Regions from separate parts of the Homo sapiens genome. Here region 2 is linked to region 1. Evidence: read pairs that join two places in POLR2A ChIA-PET (ENCODE). Cell type or tissue: MCF 10A. All regions are shown on one strand.

Region 1 (4,000 bases):
TGTGGTGGCTCACACCTGTAATCCCAGCATTTTGGGAGGCCAAGGCGGGTGGATCACCTGAGGTCAGGAGTTCCAGATCAGCCTGGCCAACGTGGTGAAACCCCGTCTCTACTAAAAATACAAAATTGGCCAGGCGCAGTGGCGGGCACCTGTAGTCCCACCTACTCAGGAGGCATAGGCAGGAGAATCCCTTGAATCCGGGAGGCGGAGGTTGCAATGAGCTGAGATCATGCCATTGCATTGCAGCCTGGGCAACAAGAGAGGAACCCCATTTAAAAAAAAAAAAAAGAGGACTGAGGGCTTTATTTTTAAATTATGAAACATTGCTTTATTCTTTATAACAATAATAAATGTGTGTTTTTGTGTCATCTTCTACCTTAGATACTTCCTTCATGTTCACTGGCTCACTTAATGTCATACAACTCTTTGAGATTGGTATAATCTCCATGTTATAGATGGGGAAACTGAGGCTCAGGGAAATTTTGTATGAGGGCTGCTGTCTCTTAACTAGTAATGTTAAGATACATGTCTTAGATCAAGATCTTCAAACTAAAAGTTCCATACACTTTTCATTATGTCACATTTATAATCATTCATCCTTAAGCTATATTTTTATCAAAATGAAAAGTACTAGGAAGGAATGGCCCTTTTGAAGTTACATATTTTGTAAAAGCAGATCATCATTACTTAGGATTTTTTTGGCTTCACCTGAAACATGAAAGCAAATATTGATTAGACATGAGGAAGTTCAGAACTAGAAGCAAGTTTGGATTATGAAGGAAAATTATGGCTCCACAGATTTTATCTGTTACTGAAATGAGTTTACATGGGGAACTCATATTTCTGGTTCACTGAGGCCTTGACAGCCAATTTATTTGGATGCCTTTCCATGGAAGTACGTTGCATGGGAATTCAGCTGTGTAGATGAGAGGGGAAAACTAACCACTCAGCCACACCATAGCAAGCATACTCATCTCTGGGAGATTTAAAAAACTGAATCGCAAACTCATTATATTGTATACATTAATATGTGCAGTTTTTGTATATCAATGATACTTAATAAAGCTGTTTAAAAAAAAAAAACAACAAAAGCAAAACAAAACAAAAGTTATTTAGAACCCAGAACCTTACTTTGCACAGGGGTAAGGTGTGGAACTCCACGGGCATTAGAAACTAACCTTGAAATTATATCTTTATTAAACATTCCCATTGCAACTATTATTTCAAGTCTCTCCCACCTGTAAGAAAAATCCCAGCTCTTAGAGAGACTGCACAAAAGAGTAAACTTTCTCCAGAGTTTTGTTTCCTTTTTCCCTCACATCCACACTGATCTTACCCCATAATGAACTTGGCTCTGAAAAAAGCCCCATGTGCTGCCAGCTGGAGCTGCGGCAATCACTCCAGAAAGCCAAGTGCCTTTCTAATAAATAGGGCCTTACTATCAACATGTCATTTATTATGTTAAGTAAACACTACTTTGACTTAAGTGTTGTTACAAAAAGTATTCTCTTAAAGCTCCTTAGGAAAAGCCCCGGCCTGACCTAAACTAAGGAAAGCATGGGCTAGGCATGAATGTTTGACCACTCATAGCATTTAAATATGCATGCAGATTTGAGCTCTGAAAATGCCCTCTGTTCTAACCTATTAGAAATATTTCTAAAATGTGTCAGTAGCTAGGGGCTGCCCCTCCCTTCACAACTATTGTGCAAGGAGAGGGAAAGGGCATTTGTTAGGCACCTCTATTATCTATCCACTCAGTTGCACTTAAAGGCTGTTCTTTCAGTCTCTCTGGCTGAGCTCCCACCAGGCGAGAAGCCAGTAAGTGGGATCAAGCCACGTGCCCCCTCTGATGATCTGCCTTAGCTGATTGAGTAGTCCTAAATCAACCAGAGGAAATGACAGTCTGTCAGAACAAAAGGCATGTATGTTATGAGCCCGAAGTCACTGTGGAGGCCTCAAAAGACACCAATTTTGAGCAGAATATTTTGGATTCTCTCTCTGTGAGACCTGTAGCAACAGAGACCTGCACTGGCATTTGGTGTTTCCATTCCAGTTGTAGCACTGGGATAGCCTTTGACCTTTCTTTCAAAGTACCTTATCACAAAAAAAAAAAAAAAAAAATAGGCTTAATTAAGTCTTCCCACTTGAGAGGAACCCTTTCCCTTATCACTGAGCTTGGCCTTATTCAAAAACATACTTAGTCCTCACTGGAAATTCTGACCCAAATCACCCAGGATTGGTTGGGCGGTCCACTATGCTAAGCCTTGGCAGGTCACCTCCGTAGTGGCCCTCTCAGGGACACCTTGGAACTTTGGATGAGGTTCCCAAACTCTGGAGAGTAGGGAGGGGAACACATGCCACTTTAGCCACAAAGTAATTTTATGAATCTGGGGCAGCTGGTGAGTTCCATGGACTACTTGCCTATTGTGCAACCATCTTCCTGTTAGATTAGGGTAATGCCTCTGGCAACAACAGAGCCTGTAGACTTTCAAGCACCAGATCTTTGGCTGTGAGGGTGTGCCAAAGATCTGGTGCTAAAATGAGATCCAGCATGCCCCTCCTCTTAACACAACATTTCTTTTTCCAGCTAGTAATTATTTGTCCTAAGCATTATTTATTCTTAAAATACACAGTGCATGTTTAGAGGCAAATGGAATAGGTGTAGTTAACAGACTAGTAAAAAGTAAATTAATGAAAATGAAGAATGATATTTTCATGTTGTCCCAAATTGGACACTCCTATTTCCTGGAGAAGCCGTGTATAATAAGAATGAAAATTTACACTTCAATTTCTGAAGAAATATTTATTCACCTATTGGAGTAGTTTTGATTTTAGCTTCTGCAGATGTTTACTTTATTTTCCATTACTGGCATGGAACAAATGAAGACCAAGCATAACAAGAGAAACATATCCTAAGGCCCAGAACTGCTCAATAATTTTTTAAAATCCTCTTTTCCATTTAGTGATCAACAGTACGTACCACAAAAACTAGTCCTCTTTCTGTCTTGGATCAAATTATGCTTGGTTATGGGACATGGACATATTCCAGTTAATACAATTAAAGAATCAAGCTGCAATGGAATAATGTGATTGAATACCTTAATCATGGCTATTTCCCAAAGGAGGGTTTTCTATTGAAAATATTTTCATAGTAAACGCGCAAGAAAAATTAGAGAGCTTTTTGTTTTGAATCAAAGGTAATTTCAATCCCGATTTGAAAATGGAGATTTGCAAATATCTTTGGCACTATTAATTGAAGTGTGAACATTATTTACTTGATAGACTCTTTGATTTACTTATTCCAATTTTTAATCCATTTATTTGTTTGCTTCATTACAGAATGTTTCTCCAGCCCAAGCTACTTGAGAATATTTTTCATCATTTTCATAGTTACATTCTTGATTGGGTTGCTTAAAGTCCTGATCATTAGACAGGTGATACTACAATGGAATAGTAATAAAATTAAGTCCTCATCAGATTACAGAGTGTCAGCCTCAAAAAAGGTCAGTGAATTCTAAAAAAGAACTGCTAACAGTATGTTATTGCCTAGTTACAATATTTAGGCCCTTAGTTAATAATAATATTTCTTCTCTATTAAGGATAAGTTGATTCTGCAAAGTGTTTGCACAAGAGCAGTCACCTACCGACGTGAGAAGCCTGAAGAAATAAAAATGGATATCAGCAAATTAAATGCTCATGAAACTTTCAGGTGCAACTTCTAAAAAAAGATTTTTAAACACTTAATGGGAAACTGGAATTGTTAATAATTGCTCCTAAAGATTATAATTTTAAAAGTCACAGGAGGAGACAAATTGCTCACGGTCATGCCAGTTGCTGGTTGTACACTCGAACGAAGACTGACAAGTATCCTCATCATGATGTGACTCACATAGCTGCTGACTTTTTCAGAGAAAAATGTGTCTTACTACTGTTTGAGACTAGTGTCGTTGTAGCACTTTACTGTAATATATAACTTATTTAGATCAGCATAGAATGTAGA
Region 2 (4,000 bases), 130 kb after region 1:
GGAAGCAAAAAAGAGCCCATATAGCCAAGACAGTCCTAAGCAAAAAGAACAAAGCTGGAACCATCACACTACCCAACTTCAAACAATACTACAAGGCTACAGTAACCAAAACAGCAAGGTACTGGTACAAAAACAGACACATAGACCAATTGAACATAATAGACACCTCAGAAATAAGACCGCACATCTACAACCATCTGATCTTCGACAAACCTGACCAAAAAAAAGCAATGGGGAAAGGATTCCCTATTTAATAGATGGTTCTGGGAAAACTGGCTAGCCATATGCAGAAAATTGAAACTGGACCTTTTCCTTACACCTTATACAAAAACTAACTCAAGATGGATTAAAGACTTAAATGTAAAACCCAAAACTATAAAAACCCTAGAAGAAAAGCTAGGCAGTATCATTCAGGACATAGGCACGGCCAAAGATTTCATGATGAAAACATCAAAAGCAATGGGAACAAAAGCAAAAATTGACAAATGGGATCTAATTAAACTAAAGAGCTTCTGCGCAGCAAAAAACACTATCATCAGAGTGAACAAAGAACCTACAGAATGGGAAAAAATTTTTGCAAACTATCCATCTGACAAAGGTCTAATATCCAGAATCTACAAGGAACTTAAACAAATGTACAAGAAAAAAAAAAACAACCCCATTAAAAAGTGGGCAAAGGACATGAACAGACACTTCTCAAAAGAAGACATTTATGTGGCCAACAAACATATGAAAAAAAGCTCAACATCATTGATCATTAGAGAAATGCAAATCAAAACCACAATGAGATACCATCTCACACCAGTTAGGATGGCAATTATTAAAAAGTCAAGAAACAACAGATGCTAGTGAGGCTGTGGAAAAACAGAAGCACTTTTACACTGTTGGTAGGAATGTAAATTAGTTCAACCATTGTGGAGGACAGTGTGGCAATTCCTCAAAAACCTAGAAACAGAAATACAATTTGACCCAGCAATCCCATTACTGGGTATATACCCAAAGGAATACAAATCATTCTGTTATAAAGATACATGCACATATATGTTCATTGCAGCACTACTCACAATAGCAAAGAAACAGAATCAACCCAAATACCCATCAATGATAGACTGGATAAAGAAAATGTGGTACATACATACCATGGAATACTACGCAGCCATAAAAAGGAATAAGATCATGTCTTTTGCAGGGACATGGATGGAGCTGGAAGCCATCATCCTCAGCAAACATACACAGTAACAGAAAATCAAACACCATATGCTCTCACTTATAAGTCAGAGCTGAACAATGAGAACACAAGGACACAGAAAGGGGAACAACACACATTGGGGCCTGTCAAGGGGGCAGGGGGAAGTAGAGTATCAGAATAAATAGCTAATGTGTATGGGGCTTAATACCTAGGTGATGGGTTGATAGGCGCAGCAAACTACCATGGCACACGTTTACCTATGTAAAAACCTCTACATCCTGCACGTGTATCCCAGAATTTAAAATAAAATATAATTAAATTTTTAAAAATTGTCCCTATTTTTTTATTTTTAAGAGAGTGAACTTTAAAGGAAGTCGTGGGTTACTGATGTTCCACTGACACAGTCATTTATTGAAAATGACTGGAAGTCTGCGCACTTACATGCTCTGGGCCTCTTCCTGTTGTCTGTCATCTGCTACATGTCAAAACTTGTTATTTAATCAGAGCTAACATATCCCTTTCAGCCATGCAACTGGATTCTAGATTTGACTTTGTCACAGTATTTGGAAAGATGTCTCTTTGTTCTTTCTCTGCAGTCTTTATTTAAGCTATCTTAGCAATTATCCTCTTGGTTTCACAATAACATCACCTCTACATATGTTCTTTGTGATGAAAATAAGTAAGACCTGGTGGAAAGAAACTGAGATTATTTTCACCCAAAGACCTAGATTTGAGTGTTGATTTTGCCACTTATTAAATCCTGGGTATGTTTTCTGACATCCTCAAGCCTTGGTTTTTTTACTAGTAACATGGAGAAAATAGCTAAACTCACAAAATCATTGAGAAGATTACAGGAGAGTATATGGAAAACAACTTAAAGTAGTATATAAATGTAAATAAATATGTGTATGGAACTATGTAAATATATATGCAAATACATATTATCATTTAGTTTTGCCAAATAAAATGTGAAAGAAACATCAGACTCAGGAATATCAACATTGCAAACCTAGAAAGACAAAAAGTGCAAATTTTGCAGGGCTTAACTTAAAAGTTTCTAGAGGACAAACACTTGTGTTGGTGGAAGGCCATGGTGTGACAGGACACACAGGCTCGCCTGCTGGAGAGCTTTTATGAGCCTTGGCAGCACAGCATAAGAGAACAGATGATTCAGATCCTCTTCTTGTGAAATCCAAATTATGTATTAATAGAATATGTGCTGTGACTGTTTTCCTTGATACAAATGTAAGGTAATAGTCTCAGAATTTCAGATCTAATTGCTTTGTTTTGGATTCTTGTCATCTAAATTTAATCCTAAAAAATGCATGCTTAATTGGATGATTCTTCATCGTGTTGCTTTTTTGTTTTTAATCTACACACAAGGGGTCAGAGTGTATATATTAGAAGTTATATTAAATATTTTAATTTTTCATATAAGACCTTCATATAAAATGTATTTTACACACACACAAAAAAGAGGGTATTCTAAAGCCTCACTATGCCAAGTGTAGACTATAATCCAGCAGCAGCAGCAGCATCACCTTGGAGCCTGTTAAAAATGCAGCATCTCAGGCTCTATCCTAGACCCATTAAATCAGAACCTGTATTGTAATAAGAATCCCAAATGATTTATATATGCATCAACTTTGAAAATAACTGGTTTTGATCATCTAATAGTTAGGTTTAGTTCAGTTGTTATGTCATTTGTTCTATCCAACAATATTGACTTTCTCTATAACTGCGATAGAAATTAGGAAGTTTCTCCTTTTGGCACTTACACTTTTTTTTTTTTACCCCCATACCATGGAATGTGAAGGCATTTGTCTTTGGGTCCCCACTACCTCACCAAGCCTCCATTCTCTCCCTTTTCATCTTCCTCTTCCCTCCCAAGCTATGTTTCAGATGTGCTGCAATACTCAAAGCTTACATTCAGAGGTTAAGTGTACACTACGTAGGGTCCCAGTTGGGTATTCAGTTTGACTACAGCATTGCTCAAATATGGTGATGCTAGGAAGATTTTTAGCCAGGAAGATGTTGAAAAAAGCAGCTAAAAGTGGAAAATATTTATGGCTTCATTAAGATTGGCCTGAGGCACCATGGAACATTTTCTCTCTTAATCTTTTTTCATTATGTAATCTGTTCATGGAATTCCTAATTCTGCATGACATGCCATATGAGTAAATGGGTTTTGCTTATGGATGTAAAGATGGAAATTCAATTTAAATTTAAGGATAAATAAAGAGAGGGAAGAGAAATAGAATTCCATAGAATAGAATGGTAGTTCCCCAGAGGATAGGGGACATAGAATAGGAACTCCAGGTTTCAATACTTAAAGAAAGTTTTGGGGTGCCAAGGGGTGAGAAAACAGTTATGGAGATTTGGGCAAGATTGAACCCCGAAGATCATCATTCAGAGATATGAGGAATCTGGGCTCTTCCCTTAGCATACAAAGCAAGTCTTTCAAGGATTTTTGCAACATGAAATGAGTGCACTGGTGATAGGCTTGTACCATATTTTGAGTTTAGAAATGAAACAGTATTCAAAGTAATAATTTTTAAAGCATTTAAATAGGAAAACACTCAGAACTATATTGCTAAAAACATAACCGTTAAGATATCACAGAAGCCAAAATATCACAACATTATTAAAGTCCCAGCAAAATAATAAAAAAACAAAAAAGAAATATTTTGAAAAATAATAAGAAACAAACAAACAAACAAAGTCCCAGCAATTTGACTTGAAAATATTTTGCCATTGGTAATTACAAAGCAGCTTAAATTCTGAAGCTTTCAAGTGCAAAAAGAAAATAAA

The links. Peaks named below come from ENCODE experiments on the same cell type or tissue, not always from the same donor. Only the 100,000 strongest peaks of a DNase experiment are listed, where the experiment ranks them.
Region 2: POLR2A ChIA-PET joins it to region 1 with 14 read pairs; 3 of 35 experiments call an interaction of 5 or more read pairs at or near these places.

The regions. Positions count from the first base shown.
Region 1 is chr7:20,406,276-20,410,275 of GRCh38, forward strand. ITGB8 (integrin subunit beta 8) reads left to right here. Exons shown (of 14, transcript NM_002214.3): 13 at 3,340-3,503; 14 at 3,600-4,000. The coding sequence ends at 3,722. Among named protein-coding and RNA genes, the nearest start is that of ITGB8-AS1, 77 kb to the left of the region's middle. In MCF 10A, no CTCF peak of the experiment used is centred here; DNase peaks (open chromatin) are centred at 1,736 and 2,456.
Region 2 is chr7:20,540,473-20,544,472 of GRCh38, forward strand. No RefSeq gene overlaps it. Among named protein-coding and RNA genes, the nearest start is that of ABCB5, 73 kb to the right of the region's middle. In MCF 10A, no CTCF peak of the experiment used is centred here; DNase peaks (open chromatin) are centred at 1,669 and 2,319.